3 separate regions of the Homo sapiens genome follow, and regions 2 and 3 are each linked to region 1. The links are chromatin loops, found by intact Hi-C in ENCODE. Cell type or tissue: heart right ventricle. All regions are shown on one strand. Region 1 has its middle 15 kb from the start of MIR8070. Region 2 overlaps USP47 (ubiquitin specific peptidase 47). Region 3 overlaps USP47 (ubiquitin specific peptidase 47).

Region 1 (8,000 bases):
GTGTATAATCTGACCACAGATCTGTGTATAATCTGACCCTAGGTAAAATTTGACCACAGATTATAATCTGTGTATAATATGATCTGCAAAGATGCCAGCAAACCACCAGAAGCCTGGTCTGCAAAGATGCCGGCAAACCACCAGAAGCAAGGTGAGGGGCATGGAACAGATCCTTCCCACCCAGTTCTTGAAATTGTCACCTAATGCTGCAAAACTATAGTTCATTGATCCTCTTCTGCTGTTTCTTCCCATCTTCTCTGACTTCTTTTCCTCCACCCCCCAAAAATGTCAGTGCCCTCAATTTTCTATCTAAAATCATTTTATATCTAAAATTATATAATAATATAAATATTATATAATTAGTTAAGACAAGGTCATACTGGAGCAGGGCGGGCTCCTAATCCAATATGACCCGTATCTTTACAAAGAGGGGAAATTTGAACAGAGACATCCACACAGCGAAAATGCCATGTGAACATGAAGACAGAGATTGAGACGATGCATCTATAAGCCAAAGATGCTGGCAAACCACCAGAAGTGAGGTGAGGGGCATGGAACAGATCCTTCCCTCACAGCCCTCACAAGGAACCAACCTTGGGACACCTTAATCTAAGACTTCCAGCCTTCAGAACTGGAAGACAATAAATGTTTGTTGTTTAAGCTGTCTCGTCTGTGGTACTTTGTTACAACAGCCCTAGCAAACTAATATATTCCCATTCCAAATTTAACAGTATTTTCTCTATATTCATCCACATTAACTTCTCACCTCAATTATAACAGTGGCTACCAAGTCCTTGAAATTCTCGCCTAATGCTGCAAAACTATAGTTCATTTCTCCTCTTCCACTATTTCTATCCTCTCTGACTTCTTTTCCTCCACCCTCCCAAAATGTCAGTGCCCTCAATTTTCTATCATTGTACTACTAATCATTTTCATTGTACTATTATCTACTAATAATCATTGTCATTATTAGTGGTAATAATTTTTAAAATGGTAGCTTTTATCAAGCAGTCATATGCTGGGCATCCTTCTAAATATTTTGCATATGTCATCTGATTTAATCCTCATAATCCCCTCCAAAGAAAAGGCTATATTACATCCCATCTTATAGATGAGAAAACTGAGGCTTAAAGAGGTTAAGTAACTTGTCTAAGGTCACACAAAGACTATGTGGCAGAGCTAGGATTCAAATTCAGGTCTGCCCTCTGAGCACAAAGCCACTTTCACATTGCCTCTCATTTTCTTCTGCACAGATAAGAGATCTCCCAACCTCCTCTGAAATCTTACCAAATTCTACCGGTTTATCTTTTTCTCAGTGGAACTGATCTCATATTCTATGTCTCAAAGCCATTTCCCTTCTGTACTCCAAGCCTGAATTTCTACCTGAACATTCTACAGATATCTCAAACTCCTCTTGACCAAAATGGAACACCTCCCATTTCCTTTCAAACATGCTTTGCCTCTGTACCTGCTATGGGTTCCACAATCTTCCCAGCCAACAGTGTTTGGAAATGTCATGGCATTTTAAAAATTCATCTCTGTCCATTGGCCCTTTTTACAATCAGTTGCCAAGTAATGTTGATAAGTGATGAAACACTTATTTAGGTTGCCCTCTCCTCTCCATTCCACCTGCCTGAACTATCCTAATAGTCACCTAATGTCTCTCCACATTTCATCCTTCCTTCCTCCCATCCATCCTATGTCCTATCACTGAATTCTCCTAAAACACTCTTCTCATCAGGTTATGCTCATTGCCTAAGAAATCAGATCCAAACTCCTTGCACAGATGATGAGGACCCAGTTGGATGTAGCCTCCGTCTATCTTTCCAGTCTCCATGCACCAAACAAAACTTCTGGCAGTTTCACACACACCCAGGCTTTCCTGCCATGGTTCCATCTGGGATGCCCTCTGCAACTCACATTCTTTTAGTTCAAATGCTCCCTGCTATAAAATTTTACTGTTGGATATATCTCCCTCTTCTGAACTCACTTACATTTTACTTCTACTTGAATCATTATCACTTTCCCCCCTCTAATTCAACTGTCTATGAGTCTTTTTTTGTTTCTCTTGTTTTCTTTTGTTTTTATTTTATTTTATTTTATTATACTTTAAGTTCTAGGGTACATGTGCACAACATGCAGGTTTGTTACATATATATACATGTGCCATGTTGGTGTGCTGCACCCATTAACTCGTCATTTACAGTAGGTATATCTCCCAGTGCTATCCCTCCCCCTGCCCCCTACCCAAAGACAGGCCCTGGTGTGTGATGTTCCCCACCCCGTGTCCAAGTGTTCTCATTGTTCAATTCCCACCTATGAGTGAGAACATGTGGTGTTTGGTTTTCTGTCCTTGTAATAGTTTGCTGAGAATGATGGTTTCCACCGTCATCCATGTCCCTACAAAGGACATGAACTCATCTTTTTTGTGGCTGCATAGTATTCCAGGGTGTATATGTGCCACATTTTCTTAATCCAGTCAATCACTGATGGACATTTGGGTTGGCTCCAAGTCTTTGCTATTGTGAATAGGGCCGCAATAAACATACATGTGCATGTGTCTTTATAGTAGCATGATTTATAATCCTTTGGGTGTATACCCAGTAATGGGATCGCTGGGTCAAATGGTATTTCTAGTTGTAGATCCTTGAGGAATCGCCACACTGTCTTCCACAATGGTTGAACTAGTTTACAGTCCCACCAACAGCATAAAAGTGTTCCTATTTCTCCACATCCTCTCCAGCACCTGTTGTTTCCTGACTTTTTAATGATCGCCATTCTAACTGGTGTGAGATGGTATCTCATGGTGGTTTTGATTTGCATTTCTCTGATGGCCAGTGACGATGAGCATTTTTTCATGTGTCTGTTGGCTGCATAGATGTCTTCTTTTGAGAAGTATCTGTTCATATCCTTTGCCCACTTTTTGATGGGGTTGTTTGATTTTTTTCTGGTAAATTTGTTTAAGTTCTTTGTAGATTCTGGATATTAGCCCTTTGTTAGATGGGTAGATTGCAAAAATTTTCTCCCATTCTGTAGGTTGCCTGTTCACTCTGATGGTAGTTTCTTTTGCTGTGCAGAAGCTCTTTAGTTTAATTAGATCCCATTTGTCTATTTTGGCTTTTGTTGTTATTGCTTTTCGTGTTTTAGTCATGAAGTCCTTGCCCATGCCTATGTCCTGAATGGTACTGCCTAGGTTTTCTTCTAGGGTTTTTATGGTTTTAGGTCTAACATTTAAGTCTTTAATCCATCTTGAATTAATTTTTGTGCAAGGTGTAAGGAAGGGATCCAGTTTCAGCTTTCTACATATGGCTAGCCAGTTTTCCCAGCACCATCTATTAAATAGGGAATCCTTTCCCCATTGCTTTTGTCAGGTTTGTCAAAGATGAGATGGTTGTAGATGTGTGGTATTATTTCTGAGGGCTCTGTTCTGTTCCATCGGTCTATATCTCAGTTTTGGTACAGTACCATGCTGTTTTGGTTACTGTAGCCTTGTAGTATAGTTTGAAGTCAGGTAGTGTGATGCCTCCAGCTTTGTTCTTTTTGCTTAGGATTGTCTCGTCAATGCGGGCTCTTTTTTGGTTCCATATGAACTTTAAAGTAGTTTTTTCCAATTATGTGGTGAAAGTCATTGGTAGCTTGATGGGGATGGCATTAAATCTATAAATTACCTCTGGCAGTATGGCCGTTTTCACGATATTGATTCTTCCTATCCAGGAGCATGGAATGTTCTTCCATTCAATTATTTGTCTATGAGTCTCATAATCCCCACCAGATTGTGAGTTTGTGGAAGGTGGGGGCAATGATTCATCTCAGAATTTGCCACAGCACTTGCCACAGCACTTAACACCTAGTATATGGTAGGTATTTATTGGCTTAATTTATTAAGTCTCTAAGTAAATGAATGTATTCGCCAAACTGACTGTTGGACTACTTGAAATTCACAGAGCTCAGAGCAGCTAAACCTTGAAAGTAGATAAAAATCACCAGGAGACCTGGCTCACCTGGGTCTCATTCTGATCCAGTCAAAGGTTGTCATTATGTACAGCAACCTTGCTTTTTGTCCCTGGGGAGCACTCCAGGCTAACCCATCCCACTGGCACCAAAGCCCTTTCCCATCATCCCCACCACACCCTGGAAGCTTAGAACATGTCATTATCCTCCCTCATATGTCAGTCCACAAGATGCCAAGTAGATCCCTAACACTCCTTGCAGTGATAACAAGATAACATAGTGACAAAGTACTTTGAACTTCACAGGTTCCATTCACCCTGCAGTTATGGCTATTACCGTGCCCAGAAGCCACCACCAGGGGGCTCCAGCATGTCTCTGAAACCTGGCTGTTCAGTAAGTCTATGAGAAAGACTGGAGGAAAACTCCGAAGTCTTAATTTCCATTCCCAAGACACAGAAATGCTGGACAATCCCAACTGACCCCCTCACCCGAGAGCACAGCCGGGGAGGGTCCCAGGGCCCAATGAGGAACAAGTGCTTGTCTTGTCCCTGCAGATTTGAGAATCCTTGGGTGAGAATTATGTGGATTTCAAGTTTTCTAGGAAGGACAGGGAAGGAGGACTGGAAAATCAGAGCTGGTAGTTCAAATTTTTAGTCAGATCTGGTTACTTTCTCCCAAGGCAAGTAACCCAAGAAAGTACCAGAAATCTTACACTAGCTCCACTATATTATGGTTTAGTAGTATTAGTGTCAACATTAACATTGTTGAAAAATACAATTGCAATTTTTTGAGCACATGCTATACAACAGGCATTGTACTTTTTTCTCTGTACATGATATCATTTGACCCTCACGTTGCCCCTGTGAAGAATTATGATTATTAGGAAACTAAGGTTCAGAAGAATAAGTGATATCCCAAGGTCACATGGCTTCTAAAGGCCAGACAGTCCAAGGCAGAGTGGAGCACATGAGCAAAGACACAGAAACAGGGAAAGCAAAGTATTCACAGTGCCCTACAAGCAGCTGGGTATTCTTGGAGAATAAAACAAGAAGGACATAGAGACAGAGACCACCTATCACAACACAGAATATACTGTTAGGCTAATGACTTTATCATGCAAATGACTGAAAGCCTTTGAAGAGTTTTAAACAGGAGAGTGACATGCCAGACTTATGTTTTAGGAACTGTGGCAGAGAATGGATCGGAGAAAATAAGACTGAAGGCAGGAAGACCAGATGGAAACTGTTGAAGTAATAAAGAAATGATGACAGCTTTGTGCCTTCTCCATCTCTTTTATATGGAGGGACAGCCCTGGAATAGAAAAATGTTTAGGAGGTAAAATCAGCAGGTCTTGGTGAAGTATTACATAAGGTGTCAGCCTACGGCATCTCCAGCCTATTCTCCCATGCCTTGGACTGACGTATACAATCATCTTGTAAATGACCCATGTCAAATTGTGCAGAGAATACATGAATGAACAAAGCAAAGTTTCTGATGACCTTCTAGTTGGAGCAGACAATACCAAATAAACAAGAAAAATATCCAACAGAGATAAGTGTTATGCAGACAATTAAAATATGGTGATGTGATAGGTGTCGGGCTCCTTTAGAATGAGTGGTCAGGGAAACCTCTCTGAGATGTCATTTAGACTTTCTAAGGCCATGTGAAAATCAGGGAAAGAAGTGGCTTACGAGGTTGAAAAAATCCAAAGCAGGCCAGTGAAGCTAGAATAGAATGGGCAAAGGAGAAAAGGGAATAAGGTAAGATTAGAGAGATCGGCCAGAGGCCAGATCACACAGGACTTTGGAAGTAAGGTTTGGGAACCTAGATTTTGAGTATCATGGGAAGCTTGTGGAAGGTTTTAATCAAGGGAATGACCTTATCTAATGTAAGTTGCTAAGTGATCTCCCTGGCTTCTGTATGAAAAATGAAGGCAGGGGAATAGCGAAAGCAGGGATAGTTGTTCCACTGAGAAATGATGGTGGTCTGGAGCAAAGTAAATGGATTACGGACCTCTTCTGATAGAGTAGAGTGGAAGGTAAGAGAGAGACGAATCAAGGGTGACTCTCTATTTTGGCTTGGGCAACAAGGATGGAGAAGCCATGAAGGAGCAATTTGACATGGAGAAATCAAGAGCTTTGTTTTGGACGTGTGGAGTTTGAGATGTCTACTAGAGACCCAAGGGAATATGCCAAGTAGGCAGCTGGAAATACAAGTCTGGAATTCAGGACAGAAAGTGCATATAGAAATGCACATTCCAGAATGATCAGCCTATAGTTGGCATTTAAAGTCAGAACACCAGCTGAGATTTCTTACTGAGTAAGAAAGAGCAGAGATGAGGCTGAGAAGTGAGCTCTGAGACATTCAAATATTTGGACGTCAGAAAAAAAAGAGGAGCTAGGGAAGAAGATAAGATGGAACAGCCAATGGGTGAAAAGAAGTCAAAGACTTCTGCAGTGTCCCCATAACCAAATGAAGAAAGTGGTCAAGAAAGGGAAAGGAACCAACTGTGTCAAATATCACTAAAAGTTCAAGTTGAAAGAGGACTGAGAACCAACCATCAGATTTTACAAGATGGATGCTATTAACGCATACGGAAAGAGATCTCAGGGGATTGGCAAGGACAAAGTTCAATAAGAGCAAATTAAAGGGAGAAAGGAAGTAAGGAAATGGCCTCAATGTCCCTAGGAGGAAAAACCACATGCCAGGGATGAGAACTCAGGGGTGGTATAGGGCTTGAGGAAGGTGGTGAAGGCTAAGGCAAGTAATGAGCTCTTGAAGGAGGAGCTAATCGCAGTGGCACAGTGTGTGTAATCTACACTTCTTCTAGCAGCAGGAGCAGCAGCCCAGAAGTAGGAGCTGAGAAGACAGAGGTCTCATACATCCAGAGTTAGTTTTCTGATGGATGAGTCCAGCCAAATGAGAGAAAGTGAGGGAACCCAGAGTTCTGACAAGGAAGTGGCTCAGATAATTAACCATGTGAGTTCACAAAGAAAAATGTGCAGGGCAGTACTTGTGGGATGGGACAAAAACAGGAGCCAAGGACTTGAGGACTCTTTGTGGAAGAAGAACAGGCAGGGGAGGAATGAGTACTAACAGAGCTGAATAAGAAGCTGGTCGGAAGGAGAGATTAAGGTAACAAGACCATGAGAAGGTCCTTAGCTAACTGGGAAATCAGTCCTGGAGTCACACTGGCAGCGGCTCCATCTTCGCGAAGAACAGGTTGGTACCAAGACTTGTCCCCAGAGCAGTCCTATTCCATTCATTGCATTTCCAGAGATTGACAATGCCAGGTGAGCTAACCATGCCTTTCACAACAGGTGGGTCCTGGGTTGGCTCTGCAGCAGTGTGCGTGCTCATTATAGGTAAGACCTGCCTGCAGGGCTGGAGGGGATTTGCTCCTGGCCTTCAGAACATCACGTTGTACATTCTTCCAAAGCAATGTCCCCTTGTGTTTTTGATGTTCCTAGAGACGCAAGCTTGGGTCCATGAACAATCTAAGAAAATCCTGGACTCAGAAATGCTTCTTCTTTTACACAGATGAGGTAGTGTTTTTGACCCAAATTATCTCCATTATGATAAACACCTTCCCTCAGACCTTAGCGCAAATAGATAAGCCCACTCCTCCACACATGCCCTGGCATACTTGGCCCGTAAATGGAAGATAGCTTTATTTCAAGGCAAAACCCTACTACACTGATATTTTTTTCTACTGTGTTGTGAGATATTGGGGAGAAATTGGGGATAAGAACAGTGCACCACTTCCACAGCACATAATAAGCACTCAGTAAATATTTTGTATTGGAATGAATGAATGGACACAATTTAGAAAACAGGGAAACAAAAGAGAAGAGAAAAGAAAGAGGTACCAAAACTTTTAGAAAAAAATTAAAACATCGTCTTTTTTTTTTTGAGACAGAGTCTCATTCTTGCCAGGCTGGAGTGCGGTGATGCGATCTCGGCTCACTGCAACCTCTGCCTCCCGGGTTCAAACGATTCTCCTGCCTCAGCCTCCCAATTAGTTGGGACTACAGGTGCATGCCACCATA
Region 2 (8,000 bases), 130 kb after region 1:
AGTAGTAGATTGGTCTTCTGAATATGCCTAATATATTTCTCATAAAGGAAAATTTTTTCCAAAGAAGGAAAACTTATATATGAAGCTTAGTAGAAACTTCCTAGAGAATTCTAGGTTTAGTTCTTGGGACAAGAAATGTTTTGGCTCAGCTGAAGAAGTTTCAGGAATTATATCTCTTTGGACTTAGATCTATAGCTGGATTTCATCTCCATTTATCCTTGAACCTAACCTTCTTGAGAGATGAAGACTGTATATTAGATGTAGTACCTACAACAAGAGTTCCTGGCAAAAAGTTTGTGCTTATTGTATATTGCTTGGTTTCACTCAAGAACTTCTATGCAATGCCTTATACATTTCAAAAGCCTGCATCTTAGAAAATTCTCAAATTATTTAAATAAAAACATTTTTAGAGATGTATATAAAACGTTAAAGGGGGAAAGGATTGTTTGGGGGTTTCTAACAAAGAGAATTCTTCAAATTAAATTTGTGTGAATGTGGTTTAAAACCATAAAGTAGAAAAGTATAATGTGCTGTAACCATTATATTTCTACTTCCTGTAAAAAGACTATCAAGTTCTTAAGGATGAATACAATGTCTTGTTTCTCTTTCTAATTATCTGTAATACCTAACGCACTGATAAACCGAGTTGGACTTTTTGTTCAAGAAAAGAAATTATATTCTTTCCTGATTTGAGAACACCAGAAGCTCATTTTGGAGCTCAGCTTCTCTGATTTTGTGGATTTTGCTAAAAGAAATGATAATTTCAACCATTATGTTGTAACAGTAAACATAAATGAGGTTTAATAGAATTCTGAATCACTAATTTGTTGTATTAGAATTTTAAGGACATGATAGAAATGCTTTTAAAATACACTGTTGCTTGTTTAATTTTACTTAAGGTCTCAATTTTTAAGAGAAAATAAATGTACTCAAAGTAAAATATTTTTACTAATATGTTAAATTGTGTGAAAATATTAGCAGTATATAGGTACAAAGTTTTGTTGAACATATTTTCTCTGTATATGGTTTATAACTAAGATAATTATGTCTTATTAAGAAATCTCCTCAGACTGAAAGTTGCACTGACAGTGGAGCAGAAAATGAAGGTAGTTGTCACAGTGATCAGATGAGCAACGATTTCTCCAATGATGATGGTGTTGATGAAGGAATCTGTCTTGAAACCAATAGTGGAACTGAAAAGATCTCAAAATCTGGACTTGAAAAGGTACCTTTTATAGTTTGCATTTTTTAGTTGAAAGTGAGAATAATCTCTGACTTCCTATATAATTCTATAGCTGTTGTGACTGATAAAGTTATCTTTAAAAGAAACTTAATTTTTGAAAGTTAAGACTTCTCAAATATAGTTTTTTTGTACATATATATATATATATATATATATATATATATATATATATATATGACTATAATTAAACTTCAGGAAAAACTGCTTACAGGTAAGAACATTAATTTTTGGGAGACCATACTTTAAACTGTCTAAGCAAGCTGGATGGTACAGAAACGATGCCTAGTAGTCAAGAAACCAAGATTCTATTACCACCTCTGCCTTTAAGGTTGCAGCAAGTGTCTATAAATTTTGTCTGAGTTTTCCTATATAGAAAAGTAAAATGTTGGATTAGTCATTGATTTTTAAAAGTCTGGCCATGAAACACTTTATGAGACAATTAATAATAGATCTGATCTTTCTGAGTAGGGAAATGCCAAAGCCCCCTAGTCTTTCTTCCCTGTCCTGCGATAGTCCTCAAGACACTTTGAAAAATGGTATAGTTCTATGGATTATCATTTGAAAACCACAGAATTGGATAATCTCTGGGATAGGATCTTGCCCCTGTGTCAATAACTTTAAGGGTTTTTTAGACCATTTTTTTCCACATATATTCTGTTTTATTGAGGGAAAGATTATAGATAAAACGTCTTGAGCATGGTGTGAATAATAAACTCCTAATGTGAAGACTGATCACTAACTCAGGTATTACAGAGTCATTAAATATAGGGATTTTTAAGGCAATATTTAAAAATAGAGTTTTACTTTCATAAATCTGTTTTTAGACCAAGGCCATTCTTCTAATTATCACCACCACCCTTTACTTTTTAAAATTATCTGTTTCATTCAGGGCAGACAGTTGAGCAGGGATTGCTATGTAATGAATAATGTAATAAGTACATTGTAACTGAGTATAGAAACATGGCATTCTAGCAGGAGTTGGCAAACTATGGCTCAAGAGCCAAATCTGGGCCCTTGCCTGTGTTTTTACATACACTTTCATTTCATCTGCAAATAAAGACAGTATTCTTCCTTTCCCATCTGCATGCCTTTTTCTTGTCTCACTGCACTCTGTGGGACTTCCAATGCAGTGTTGAATAGAGTGGTGAGGGAGAACTTCCTTACCTTGTTTCCAATCTTCAGAGGAAAGCTTTCAGTTTCTTATCATTGAGTGTGATGTTGACTTTCAGTTTTTTATGTTCTTTTCCTACTTTGTTGAAAACTTTTATCATGAATAGGTATTGGATTTTTCCAGATTTTTTTTTCTATGTCAGTTGATATGATCATGTATGTAATTTTCTTCTTCAGCCTGAATTACATAGATTGATTTTCAAATGTTAAGCTGTCTTTGCATACCTGGAATGAATCCTGCTTTGTCATGGTGTGTGTTTCTTTTTATACTTTGTTGATTTGATTTGCTAATATTTTGCAGAGGATTTTTGCATCTGTGTTCATGAGATGCATTGATCTGTAGTTTTCCTTTCTCATAGTGTCTTTATCTGCTTTTGGTGATGTTGGGCTCATGTAATAAGTTAGGGAATGTTCCCTCTGCCTTTATTTTTGGAAGAGATTGTGGAAACTTGGTATTGTTTCTTAAATATTTGGTAGAATTCACCAGAGAAATTATCTGGGCCTGGTGCTTTCTTTTTTAGAAAGTGGTTAATTATTGATTTAATTTCTATAATAGATATAGGACTTTTCAGGTTACCTGTTTCTCCTTTGTGAGTTCTGGTGGTTTGTGATTTTTAAGAAGTTGGTCTGTTTTATCTGTGTTATCAAACTTGGGGGCATAGAGTTGTACAAAGTATTCTTTTATTGTCCTTTTAATTGTCCTTTAATGTCCTTTTAATGCAGGGATGAACCTTCTTTCATTTCGGATACTGGCAATTTGTGTCGTCTTTTTAATCTCGGTTAGCCTAATTAGAGATTTACCAATTGTATTGGGGTTTTTTTCTTCCAAAGGACCAGCTTTTGGTTTTGTTCACTTTTTCTGTTGTTTTCCTATTTTCAATATTGATAAGGATTGCATTGAACCTATAGATCACTTTGTATAGTGTGGACATTTTAACAGTATTAAGTCTTCCAGTTCATGAACAGAGGATGTCTTTCCATTTATTTGTGTCTTTAATTTCTTTCCTTGATGTTTTTTTGTTTTAGTTTTTGGTTTTTTTTTTTTTGAGACGGAGTCTCGCTCTGTCGCCCAGGCTCCAGTGAAGTGGTGTGATCTCGGCTCACTGCAAGTTCCACCTCCCAAGTTCACGCCATTCTCCTGCCTCAGCCTCCTGAGTAGCTGGAACTACAGGCACCGGCCACCACGCCCAGCTAATTTTTTTGTATTTTTAGTAGAGATGGGGTTTCACCATGTTAGCCATGATGGTCTTGATCTCCTGACCTCATGATCCACCCACCTCGGCCTCCCACTGGGATTACAGGCGTGAGCCACCGCACCCGGCCTCCTTAATGTTTTATGGTTTTTCACTGTATGAGTCTTCTGCCTCCTTGGTTAAGTTTATTCCTAAGAATTTTATTCTCTTTGACACTATTGTAAATGGAATTGTTTTCTTAATTTTCTTTTTGGATTGTTAGTGTTAGTGAAACAATAAATTGTTAGTATTTAGAAATGCAACAGATTTGTGTGTGTGTTGATTTTGTATCCTGCACTTTTTGTTGAATTTACTTGTTAGGGTTTTTTTTTTTATGCGGAATCTTTATTTTCTACATACAAGATTGTCATCAGTGAACAGAAATAATTTTTCTTCTTTCTTTCCTATTTGGATATCTTTTATTTCTTCTTGCCTGATTGCTGTGGCTAGGACTTCCAGTACTACGTTGAACAGAAGTGGTAAGAATGGGCATCTTTGCTTTGTTCCCAATCTTAGAGGGAAAGCTTTCCGTTTTTCACCATTTAATATGATGGTAGCTGTGGGGTTTTCATATAAGGCTTTCATTATGTTGAGGTAATTTCCTTCTATTCCTAGTTTGTTGAGTGTTTTTATCATGAAAGGATGTTTAATTTTGTCAGATGCTTTTTCTTTATCAATTGAAGCGATCCTGTGGTTTTTTCATTCTGTTAATGTAGTGTATTACATTGATCACTTAGTCATGATGTATAGTCCTTTAATGTGTTACTGAATTTGGTTTGCTAGTATTTTGTTAAGGATTTATGCATGAATATTCATCAAAGAGATATTGTTCTATAGTTTTTAGTATCTTTGTCTAATTTTGGTATCAAAGTCACGCTGACCATATAGAATGAGTTTGGAAGTTTTTCTCCTTTTTACTTTTTCAGAAAGTTTGAGAAGGATTCGTGTTAATTCTTCAAATGTTTGATAAAATTCTCTAGCAAAGCAACCTGGTCCTGGGGTTTTCTTTGTTGGGAGGTTTTTGATTACTGATTCAATCTCCTTACTAGTTATAGATGTGTTCAGATTTTTTATGTCTTCTTGAGTCAGCCTTCATAAGCTGTTAAACGTTTGTAGAAATTTATCCATTTCTTCTAGGGTATCCAATTTGTTGGCATATAATTTTTCAGTCTCTTATGATCCTTTTTATTTTTGTGGCTTCAGTATAATGTCTCCTCTTTCATTTCTGATTTTTGTTATTTGAGTCTTTTCTCTTTCTTAGCCTAGCTAAGGGTTTGTAAACTTTGTTGATCTTTTCAAAAAGCCAGCTCTTAGTTTCATTTTTTTTTCCTATTCTCTATTTATTTCTGCTCTAATCTTTATTTCCTTCCTTCTGCTAACTCTGAATCTAGTTTTTTTCTTCTTCTTCCTCTTTTTTTACATCCCTCCTTCCCAACTTAGTTTGTTCTTCTATTTCTGGTTCCTTGTGGTATAAAGTTAGGTTATTGATTTGAGATGTCTTCTTTTTTTTTTTAATGTAGGCACTTACATCTATAAACTTTCCTCTTTTGTTTCATTGCATAAGTTTTGGTATGTTATGTTTTTGTTTTCATTTGTCTCAAGATATTTTCTAATTTCCTTTGTGGTTTCTTCTTTGACCCATTGGTTGTTCAAGAGTGTGTTGTTTAAAACAACTTACACATATTTGTGAATTTTCCAGTTTTCCTTTTGCTATTGATTTCTAGTTTCTCTCCTTCACTTTTAAAGGATTATTTCTCTGGATATAGAATTCTAGGTTGGTGGTAATTTTTCTTTCAACATGAAATATTTCATTACACTCTTCTTGCTTGCATGGTTTATAATGATAAATGTGCTATAATTCTTATCCTTGTTCCTCTATAGGTAAGGTGTTTTTCCCCTCTGCCTCCCCTGAAGATTTTTTTGTCTTTGGTTTTGTTCAGTTTGAACATGATATGCCTAAACATGGGAGTTTTTGTTTTTTGTTGTTGTTTTGGTTTTTGGTTTATTGGGCAGGATGGGTATTTATTCTATTTGGTGTTGAGCTTCCAGGTCTGTTGCTTAGTGTTACCAGTTTTTGTAAATAAAGATTTATCAGAACACATTCACTCTGGTTGTTTACATATTATGTATGTCTGGTTTTGTACTATAATGACAGAGTTGAGTAGTTGCGACAGAAACCGTATGGCCCAGAAAGCCTAAAATACTCACTCTTTGACCCTTGCATTAGTGGGCCAAATGATCTAGATTTTAGTTCTTACTTTGCTATTAATAAACTGTATCACTTTGGACAAATCATTTAATCTGTGTGCCTTTCATTTGCTACATTTTGGAGGAATTTGGACTAGGTGCTTTCTGTTCTACGCAGATCTAGAAATTTGTAATTCTGTTTGCTAGTACCATGTTTGAAGATGTATCCCCTTTTAATTAGGAGTAATGTATTGCTTTGTTAAATAGTAGTAAAAGAGAAGAAAATGTTAGGACACGTTTTTATGTAATTTTATTTACAAATTATCATGCTACATTTGGATGAAGGCACTTTACTTTCCTTCCTACTTTTTGGCAATGTATTTGTGATTTGAAACTAAAATTATTGCAATTGGGAACCCTTACTCTGTCATGACTGTATTATCTTTGCTTTAAAATAGATATATACAATTCTAATTTGGAAGGTGATTCAGTCTTCTGAATATATCACCATTATTGTCATCTAGAAGTTGCTGCTATTAGAATTTTCCAGGAAGATAATTATGTTGGCTTTGATCATTATGATGAAACTTAAAAAATGTATAGCTGTTGGTTGGCAGACTTTTTCTGTGTTTATTTTTTTTCTAAATGGGGAGACTGCTTATGATAAGATATTCATATCATTCAGTGATATCAAAATTTTGTCTAGTGTATTTACTACATTCAAAGCATTTTAATTTAATAACATGGGGTTACCACATTTCATAAGTTGTTCAATGCTTTAAACACATTTTGGATTGCAAATAAATTCTGAAACTTCCTCCCTATCACCACTGTAATTAATTTTAGTTTTAGGAATAAAATTTGAACCACAAAACAAGTTTTCAGACATTTTCAAAATTTGTTCTAGAAATTTCACTAATTAACAATATATTGTGGTCAGTTTAAAGTTATTTTAAGATAAATTAGAATTTCTTGAAAGTTATAGAAGGCTCTACAATGCTTTTTAGGAAAAGAATAAAGAAGAGAAACCCTAGTACTTGTAGAAAAGTAAATAAAATAAAGCTTGTCTGTCATAAACTGGAAATCTTCTGATGTCAAATTGCCTTTTTAACCTCCTTCTCTGTTTCTGTCTTCCTACCTGTTCTTTTTTTGTGATAGAGTTACTGGTTTGCAGAGTCTCTAGTATCTCAAACTGTCTTAGGAGTTGTGAAGTACATGGGCTTCTGAAAGAAAAGATTGTCTTAAATATAAAAATAAGTCATTATAAATGACCTCTTTTTTTTAAACAAGTTGCCTCTTTTCTTGATTTTCTTCCACAAATACTTAAGTTTGCCTAAAATAATCTTTAGTTCCAAACTTTAAAGAATTGTTTGCAGAACAGGAAGCTAAAGAAATAATATTAATTTATTGTAGATATAGTATAATTCAGGATTCATTCTTAATATGAGAGAACAAATCAGTAGATCATGATATCACAGATAATGCATAAATACATTAGAAGATGTTCCAAATAATTATATTCCTCAGCTCTTTTGTAAAGGAAATAGAATTTGAATAAGAAACAGTATGTTACTTCGGATTTTTTTTATCGACTGTGTATTTTAGAACAGCACTGTAATTAGCATCTGCTTCTGAAATTTTAGACTATTATTTAATTTTTACATATGTAAGTTTATATTTACAGATATATATGGTTTCAAAGGTTATAGCATAATTAAAATGTGGAAGAGTGCACTGATGAAACTTGTGTAACTTCTGGTATATACAGTTGTTTGATAACTTGCCATTTTTGTTTTACCTTAGGGGAAAGTTGACCTGTAATATATAGGACAACTTACCATGTTACTTCTCTGTGTGTTAACAGAGAATAGGAAATACACAAATAAGGGTTGTGTTTTCCTTCTCCTCTGAGTTACTTTTATTTTTTCCCCTTAGAATTCCTTGATCTATGAACTTTTCTCTGTTATGGTTCATTCTGGGAGCGCTGCTGGTGGTCATTATTATGCATGTATAAAGTCATTCAGTGATGAGCAGTGGTACAGCTTCAATGATCAACATGTCAGCAGGGTAAGGAGGTGTCCTTTAAGATTATTACTCTGAAAGGTGGGAGTAAGGATGTTTCTAAACAACAGTAAAGTTTATTAAGAATGAGTGAATCTGTCTAGTGA
Region 3 (8,000 bases), 50 kb after region 1:
TACTTAGCTTGGTATTCAAGGCCCAGTACCATTGATTCTGGCCACAACCTGTCCTTCCAGCTTATCTCTTCTCCCATGAAACAGGTTTTTAATGTAGTCAAACAGGTTTCTCTCTAACTTGCATTTCACTTCTGTTTGTGCTGCCCCCTCCTTCCTGTTCAAAACCTTCATACACATTTTTCCATAAGTACCTCATATCTCATTTATGCTAAATAGCCTTTTCTGACCATTTTAACCTTAGAGATTTCTCCCTCTTAGAAGACCTTTATATAGGAATAGAATTCATTTGGCAATTACTAGATGGTGCTTGGCGACATCTATTATGATCTGAAACTGTAATCTACATTTTATATATTATTTGTTGTGAATTCCTTGACAGCAAAGACTTGGTATGTTTCTCTGTCTTTGCTTTTTGTTTTTGTAGGTTTTGTACTATAGGTTTAAGACAGTGTCTTTCCTGGAGCAGATATTCAGTAAATATTCGTTGATGTGGTGACAGAGTTGTAAGTAAATTTAGCATTCTAACCAATTATCCTGTCCTTGGAGGTTTTCCACAGCATCATTGGCAAGCTATTTGCCAACTTTTGCTTTAATACATACTTCTATGACTAATCTTTGATAAAATCTTTGTCTTAGAAGAGATCTGTTATTTTTAAGTTTTTGAGTTGAGAGAAGTCTAGATCTCTATAGCTGCCATCTTTTGATAGTTGCCTTACAGAAATGTTAAAGCATTTCCCATAGGATAGTTTTTCTCATCATTGAAGATGGGAGAGGGTAGCCTGAGAACTGACCTTTTCTGTTCTGAGTCTGAGCTTCCTCAGTTCTTTAACTGTTTCTTAGTTCCTCTCTTTTGGACATAATCTGGGGTTTTTAGTATTCCTCCTAAATTGTTGTACCCAGAAAGAGCAAAGAGAGTGGTATCTCTTCATTGTGGTGAAGAACAGAGCTTTTCACCCGTTTCATTCTGCCGTATGTCTTTGAATTGTAGTATATTGATTTCTGCTTTGAGGTCTCTTTTAATAGCATCCCAATTTTAATTATTGTTTGGTTGCTATTTTGTTATTCTGTTTTCTTATAAGGATGTGTGTCATTAATATTCATTGAGTACTCACTGTGCATATTACTGTATTCTGCCAAATAGGAAAAACTTAGAATAGAAAAATTTGTTCTTCTCTCAAGTGTCTTATAGAATGATCAAGGATAAGGTGCATATTTACTGATGCTTTAAAAATAATACTTAAACTGCAGTACTTAAAGTAGTGCTCATGGACTCTAAATCCAGAGAAAATGGAAAAAATGAAGGAAAAAGAGTAGAAATGTAAATTCTTTATCTCTGGGTTTTTTTCTCCTGTCTTTCATGCAATCACTACTTCTGTCTGGAACTGGTTTTGGCATCTAATGATGATGATGATAGTAATAACCAGTATTTATTGAGCATTTATTTATATACCAGATACTGTTGGTTGTGCTTTGTATTAACTCATTTGAGCTTCACAGCAACCTCAGAGTACATAAGACACATTGATAGCAAAAACAACTTATTTTTATTTCTATTGTCTGACTTCTTATAAAATCCATTCATCAGTATCTATTATGGAACATGTCAAATGCATATTCTTTTAATTTTATTTCTCCTAATTAAATTACCTGAGGAAATGTGCTGCAATTGTCATTCTTGATTTTAGTGATTCTTTTAAAATGAGGCTTTTTCTTAAATTTCAGATGTTGACTCTCTCTTACCAGTAAGAGACAAGTTTGTCAAGTTATACCCGCCAGCGTTTTAAACAAATTGGAGTGTTTAATAAAAGTCAGTATTTTAGATATCATTGGAAATGCTCATTTAATGAATGAAAGCAAAAGCTGAATGCAGAATTGTATATGATTCTAATTTTGTCCAGGAAAAAATGAACAATTTAGGGTTAAATGCGTTGAAAGATTAGAAGGAATACACTAAAATATTAAGAGTTGCTATTTCTGAATTTCTGGATTATTGGGATATATATTTAGACTTTCATATTTAAAAATGAGCATGTACATTATTTTCAAAAACAGAAATTGAGATGATCTGATTGTAGTTTTGGGGGTATTTACATAGTGTTTTTTTTTTTTGTGCTCACAGTTTTCCTATTTCCCCTCTCCTCTTACTCTGTATATTTGTCTTGAGTAATCGGATCCACTTGTATAGCTTCAACCTTTGATTGTGATTTACACATTTATATCTCCAGCCCTGACCCCTTCTAGATTCAGATTTCCACTGTTCTGGATATCTGTACTTGGTTGTACTCTAGGACCCACAAATTAAATATAGGTAATATCGAACTTATTTCTCCTTCCCTTCTCACAACCCAATTCTTGGTGTTCTCCTGTTTCAGTTAGTGTTATCGCCATCTATTTATATGCTTAAGTTAGAACAGTTTTTGACTCCTCTCTTTTCCTTTTTCTCACATATAGTTCACCACTTAGAAAATGTCTCTGTATCCTTATCTTTCTCTCCATGGCTCTGCCTTTGTCTAATTATTGTTATTTTCTCCAATGTGTAGCCTTTCTAATTGGTCAGTCTGCTTCCAAGGCCTTTCCTTTCTTAACCATCCTCCCCACAACTGCCAGGGTTACTTTCTAAAACAGATGAGATTAAGATTTACCTGTTTTAAAGTTTATAATTATTACCCTCTGATTGCAATTTGAATGATAGGTACTATTTGTAAACAGTATGTGCTAGACACTATGCTAACCAGTTCACTTACATTATCTCATTTGACAGTATGACAGTATTAGCTATTATTCTTCATTATCCATTTTACACATGAAGAAACTAGGCTTAAAGATGCTAAGTAACTTGCTCAAAGTTACATAGCTATTTGATTCTAAATCAAGGTAGCTTTAACCAGTAGGAAAGTCCTTGATAATATGGATTCAGTTGATTTTTTAAATTTAATTTTTATCAAAGTTATGTTTAATACATGCATATATTTATAAGAGTTAAATAGCTCTGCAGAACTATAGTCACTTGTCACTTAATGATGAGGACCTATTCTGAGAAATGTATCATTAGACATCATTTGAACATGATACAGTGTGCTTGCACAAACCTAGATGGTTTAGCCTGCTACACACCTAGGCTATATGGCATTGCCTGTTGCTCCTAGGCTACAGCATGTTACTGTACTGAATACTGTAGGCAGTTGTAATACATCATAAGTCTTTGTGTGTTCAAACATACAGAAGGTACAGTAAAAATATGGTATTTGTAATCTTATGGGACCACTGTCATCTTTGTGATTGTTGACCAAAATGTCTTTATATGGCACATGACTATATTTACAAAAACAGTAGGTCTCTGCAAATTTCCCCTCATTTCAGGCTGCCTAGGGGCAACTGCTTTCAACTCATTCTTTTGATACTTACTTCCATATTTGAAACTGGCATTTTTTTTTTTTTTTTTTTTGAGACGGAGTCTCACTCTGTCACCCAGGCTGGAGTGCAGTGGTGCGATATCACCTCATTGCAACCTCTGCCTCCCGGGTTCAAGCGATTCTCCTGCCTCAGCCTCCTGAGTAGCTGAGACTACAGACGCGCGCCACCACACCTGGCTAATTTTTTGTATTTTTAGTAGAGATGGGGTTTCACAGTGTTAGCCAGGATGGTCTTGATCTCTTGACCTCGTGATACGCCTGCCTCGGCCTCCCAAAGTGCTGGGATTACAGGCGTGAGCCACCATGCCCAGCCGAAACTAGCGTTTTTATAGTGTTACTTCTTGATTTTTCAGTTTAAGATATTTTTCAGTTTAAGTAAAAATGAGGGTTTACCACTATCCCCAACCACACACAAGCACACATTTTAACCCTGCCCAGTACTCCCAATATTGTCATACTGCAAGTCGTTTGGATACATCCGCATTTCATAGAGATGGAGTTTCACTATTATTGCACAAGCTGGTCTTGAACTCCTGGGCTTAAGCAATCCTCCTGCCTCAGCCTCCCAAAGTACTAGGGCTATAGGCGTGAGCCACCATGCCCAGCCTGTATACATCAGTATTTCAGTTTATAATGACTCCATTTTCACCATGTTAGCTAGGCCAGAGTTAGTAATTTTTAACAATTTTGCTTTGCTTAGTTTTCTGTATACTTATTAAATTAGCCAAGTGGTTATCAATTGGGGCCCATTTTCTCTCCAGAGGACATTTGGCAATGTTGGGGGAGGGGAGGAGAGTGCGGGTGTGTGCTACTGACATCTAGTGGGTAGAAGCCAGGTATGCTGCCAAATATTCTTCTGCACTGCACAAGACAGCCTCCTGTAACAAAGAATTAGAAGGCCCACAATGTCAGTAGAGCTGTTGTTGAGAAACCCTGATTTAGCCCAAACTATCTCTCAAGTGTATAAATGGCTTATCTTCAAACCTACCAATTTTGACTTCGTGAGAAGCTCTTTCCCAGGGCCTTCTGACCTACTCCAGTTTGAACTTGTTAAAGCTAGAACTTTTGTGCAGCTGTTGTCTTGGACTTGCTTTACTGTCATCTTTATGATTCTCTCAGTTCTGTCTTGTTTTGGAGCCCCTGTTTCTGTATCTGGTATCTTTGGCTGTCTTTGTTTACTTTCTCATTTTGAAGGGCCACTTTCAATAGTTCTCTGGATGGGATAGAATTTTTTCAAGACTATACATGTCTGTAAATGTTTTTTCTCCCCTCTTGTTTTATGGATAGTTTGGCTGGGCAGAGAACTCTGAGTCAGAAATAATTTTTTCTCAGAATTTTGAAGGCATTGCTCTACTGTCTTCTATTTTTCTGTGTCGATGTTGAGATCAGATGCTTAGAACATCCTTTTCAACTATTTTGAAACTTTCTTTTTTTCTCTTTGCGAGCTAGAGAGAGAATCTTTGTCCCCAGAGTTCTGAAATTCTTGTATTATGTAGTTATATGTCTGTTTTTTTAATTCATTCTGCTAATCCTGTTCAATCTGGAATTTATCTCATAAATTCTGCAAATTTTCCTTAAATAATTTCTTTGATTTCCTCTCCTTCATTTTATCTCTCCTCTCTCTTTTGAATTCCTGTTGTTAGATGTTGGGCCTACTGATGGGTTTCTCTAATTTTCTTGTCTATTTTCATCTATTTTCCATTTCTTTACATTTTTTTTCTTTGCTTTCTGGGAGATTTTTCTCAACTTTGTCTTCCAGTTTTTCTACTAAGTTCTTATTTCTGCTATAATATGTATAGTTTCCATTCCTTTTTTTGAAAAAAAAATCCTATATTTGTTTTATGGATGCAGTGTCTTATCTCTCTTAGGAAATATTGGTAGTTTTTTTTTTTTTTGTCTGCATATTCTTTTTCTTCCAAATTTCCTTTTTCTGTTTGTTTGCTTTGGTCTTTATCTTTCATATTTGTTGCTTTCCTTAGATGTCTCATGATCCTTGGCAGTCTGTGCTTATTTAAGAGAGAGGCCCTAAGCTGAATGGAAGCTCTGCTTTTGTGTGATTATGGTTTTTTGTGTAGGATGGTAAATCTGGATGATTTCCTTGCAGACTCCCAGTCTTAGTCCATTTGGGCTGCAAAAACAAAATACCATAAACTGGGTGGCTTATAATCCACAGAAATTTATTTTTCACAGTTCCTGTGAGTGAGGCTGGGAAGTCCAAGATAAAGGTGCCGGCAGATTTGGTGTCTGGTAAAAGCCTGCTTTCTGGTTCACAGAGCAGCACCGTCTCGCTGTGTCCTCACATGGTGGAAGGAGACAAGGCAGCTCTCTGGGGCCTCTTTTACAAGGGCACTAATCTCATTTATGAGGGCCCTGCCTTCTTGATCCAGTCACCATCCAAAGATCCCACTTCCTAATATCATCATATTGGCAAGTAGGGTTCAACATGTGAATTTTGGGGTAAGGAGACATAGGCATTTAGACCAGGGCACCCAGTGACACATCTTTTCTTTTGTGCTGGATTGTTTTCCCAGACAAAATTTCTCATCTTTTGCCAGGAGAGAACAAGCTTGAGAGCTGAGTAGGAAAAGGGGATATGGGTCTCATCTTTAAGCATGCAGATTAACCTAATTCCCCAGTTTTCATTATGGCACCCTTCAAATTCAATTGAGCATGTTGTCCTCTAGTCTAGATATATCCTGTTATATGCTCTCTAGAGATTGTTTAGTCTTTTATCAGAAAGGGTTGAAGAGTAGAAGAGGAGGTCTGGGGATTTTCACTACTTCTTAGATTTTGGTCAGTTCTAGTTTGGACTCCACTCTCGTTCCCAAAGTGTCTGAAACTTCCAGTTCCTGAGCCCCTTAGTTTATTTTTTTGTTTGTTTGCTTTAATGTATTTACACAAGAATTGCGGAAAGAGTACAAAGTTTCCGTATACCCTTCATCCAGCTTCTTTTTATCTTAACATCTTATATAACCATAGAACGATGATCAGAAGAAATTAACCTTAGTATAATATTATTAACTACACTACAGAATTTATTCAGATTTTACCAGTTTTCCCTCTTATAGTTTTTGTTTGTTTCAAGATCCAAATTTAGGATACCACATTGCATTTGGTTATCATATCTCCTAGTTTCCTTTTATCTGTGATAATTTTTCAGTCTTCATTTTCAAGATCTTGACACTTTTGAAGAGTACTGGTCAGTTATTTCATGGAATGGCTCTCAATTTGGGTTTGTGGATGCTCTCTCATGAATAGATTGAGGTTATGAATAAAAAGAAGGATTATCACAGATGGGATGTGTTCTTCTTAGTGCATTATGTTGGTAGGGGGGCATGATGCTGATACGTACTACTGGTGATGTTAACCTTGATCACTTGGGTAAGAGGGTGTCTGCTAGGTTTCTCCACTGTGAAGTTACTATTTTTCCCTTTAATAATTATTAAGTACTTTGATTTAAAGTTACTCAGCCAGGCAGGTCAAACTTTAAAAATAAAATAGCTTTTAAAAATCAAATTCTTTGAGACCATGCAGATAACCTATTTCCCCCTAAATTTCTGCCCACTAATTTTATCATCTATCTGTGATCTTGCCTGCAGCAATTATTACTGTGGCTTAATAATAGTGATTTTCTATTTCTCTCATTATTTCTACATTTATTAATTTAAATTCTTCTGTGAGGAGAATTTGTCCTTCCCCCCACCCCCATTTATTTACTTATTTATTTGTATCAGTATGGACTTATGGATATTTATTCTTTGGATTATAATCCAATTCTATATCATTTATTTTGTTGATCAAGCTGTTCCAATTTTTGCCAGGGGGTGCTTTTTCTGGTGGGCTTCTGTGCTCATCCTTGCTTTTTGAGCACTCACTTCCTTACTTTCCAACACCACATAATGCTTCAGCCCATCTTATGTTTTCCTTGCCCCAACCCTGGAATCAACCAGTTCTCCAAGGAGTTTAGAGGTCTTTTGGTGTACTAAATGTCAGTGTGATATAAACTAGGTGTCTTTGCTTTCTTCTAGGCTAACATGGAATTCAGCCTTCCTAGTTGTAATTGTCATTGCCACTTATTCTGTTTTCTAGCTTTTAAAATTGTGTTTCTGTTTGTTTGGGGTTAATAGTCTTTCAAAAATTTCTTAACTGGGAGGCATCAGAGCTAAATCCTTATATTCAGTCTATCCTCTTTAACCAGAGATTCTTAATGTTTTTGTCTCATGCCCCAAGCCAGTTTTGTACAAACCACATTCCACTACATTAGTTGCTGTTCCTCAGATGTGCTGTTATATGTTCATGTGTCACTTCTGTGCCCTTGCCCTGACTGAATACTATGAAGTATTTCTTTTTGTCCTGCAGTTTTTAAGGAGTTTTAAATGGGTGGACTTTTATTTTACATGAAAATGACTATTTGAATAATTAGGATTCTTGCCTATCTTCTATTTTCTCTTTTTTGGATTAGTCATATAGATTTTTTGTCTTTTAGTGCCCAGATACTGTAATTTTTTTTTTGCCAAATGGAAAGGAGGAGTTCCTGCATCTCCAGAATAGTAGGGTATGGTGATAGCCCAAGTTAGAAAGAAAAGA

What was found. A loop is a pair of places that touch in the nucleus more often than their neighbours do. Peaks named below come from ENCODE experiments on the same cell type or tissue, not always from the same donor. Only the 100,000 strongest peaks of a DNase experiment are listed, where the experiment ranks them.
Region 2: a loop joins it to region 1, with 2.6 times the contacts of the local background. A loop is called at or near these places in 16 of 110 quality-filtered maps.
Region 3: it touches region 1 in a loop (8-fold over the local background); 49 of 110 quality-filtered maps call a loop at or near these places.

What each region holds. Positions count from the first base shown.
Region 1 is chr11:11,794,701-11,802,700 of GRCh38, forward strand. No RefSeq gene overlaps it. Among named protein-coding and RNA genes, the nearest start is that of MIR8070, 15 kb to the left of the region's middle. In heart right ventricle, a CTCF peak has its summit at 4,301 (motif pointing right); a DNase peak (open chromatin) is centred at 4,321.
Region 2 is chr11:11,921,667-11,929,666 of GRCh38, forward strand. It overlaps USP47 (ubiquitin specific peptidase 47), which reads left to right. Exons shown (of 28, transcript NM_001282659.2): 11 at 1,058-1,225; 12 at 7,768-7,899. Among named protein-coding and RNA genes, the nearest start is that of DKK3, 83 kb to the right of the region's middle. In heart right ventricle, no CTCF peak of the experiment used is centred here; no DNase peak of the experiment used is centred here; H3K27ac peaks cover 714 bases.
Region 3 is chr11:11,845,183-11,853,182 of GRCh38, forward strand. The region is part of intron 1 of USP47 (ubiquitin specific peptidase 47); the gene reads left to right. Among named protein-coding and RNA genes, the nearest start is that of USP47, 7.2 kb to the left of the region's middle. In heart right ventricle, a CTCF peak has its summit at 4,246 (motif pointing left); a DNase peak (open chromatin) is centred at 4,242; H3K27ac peaks cover 6,541 bases.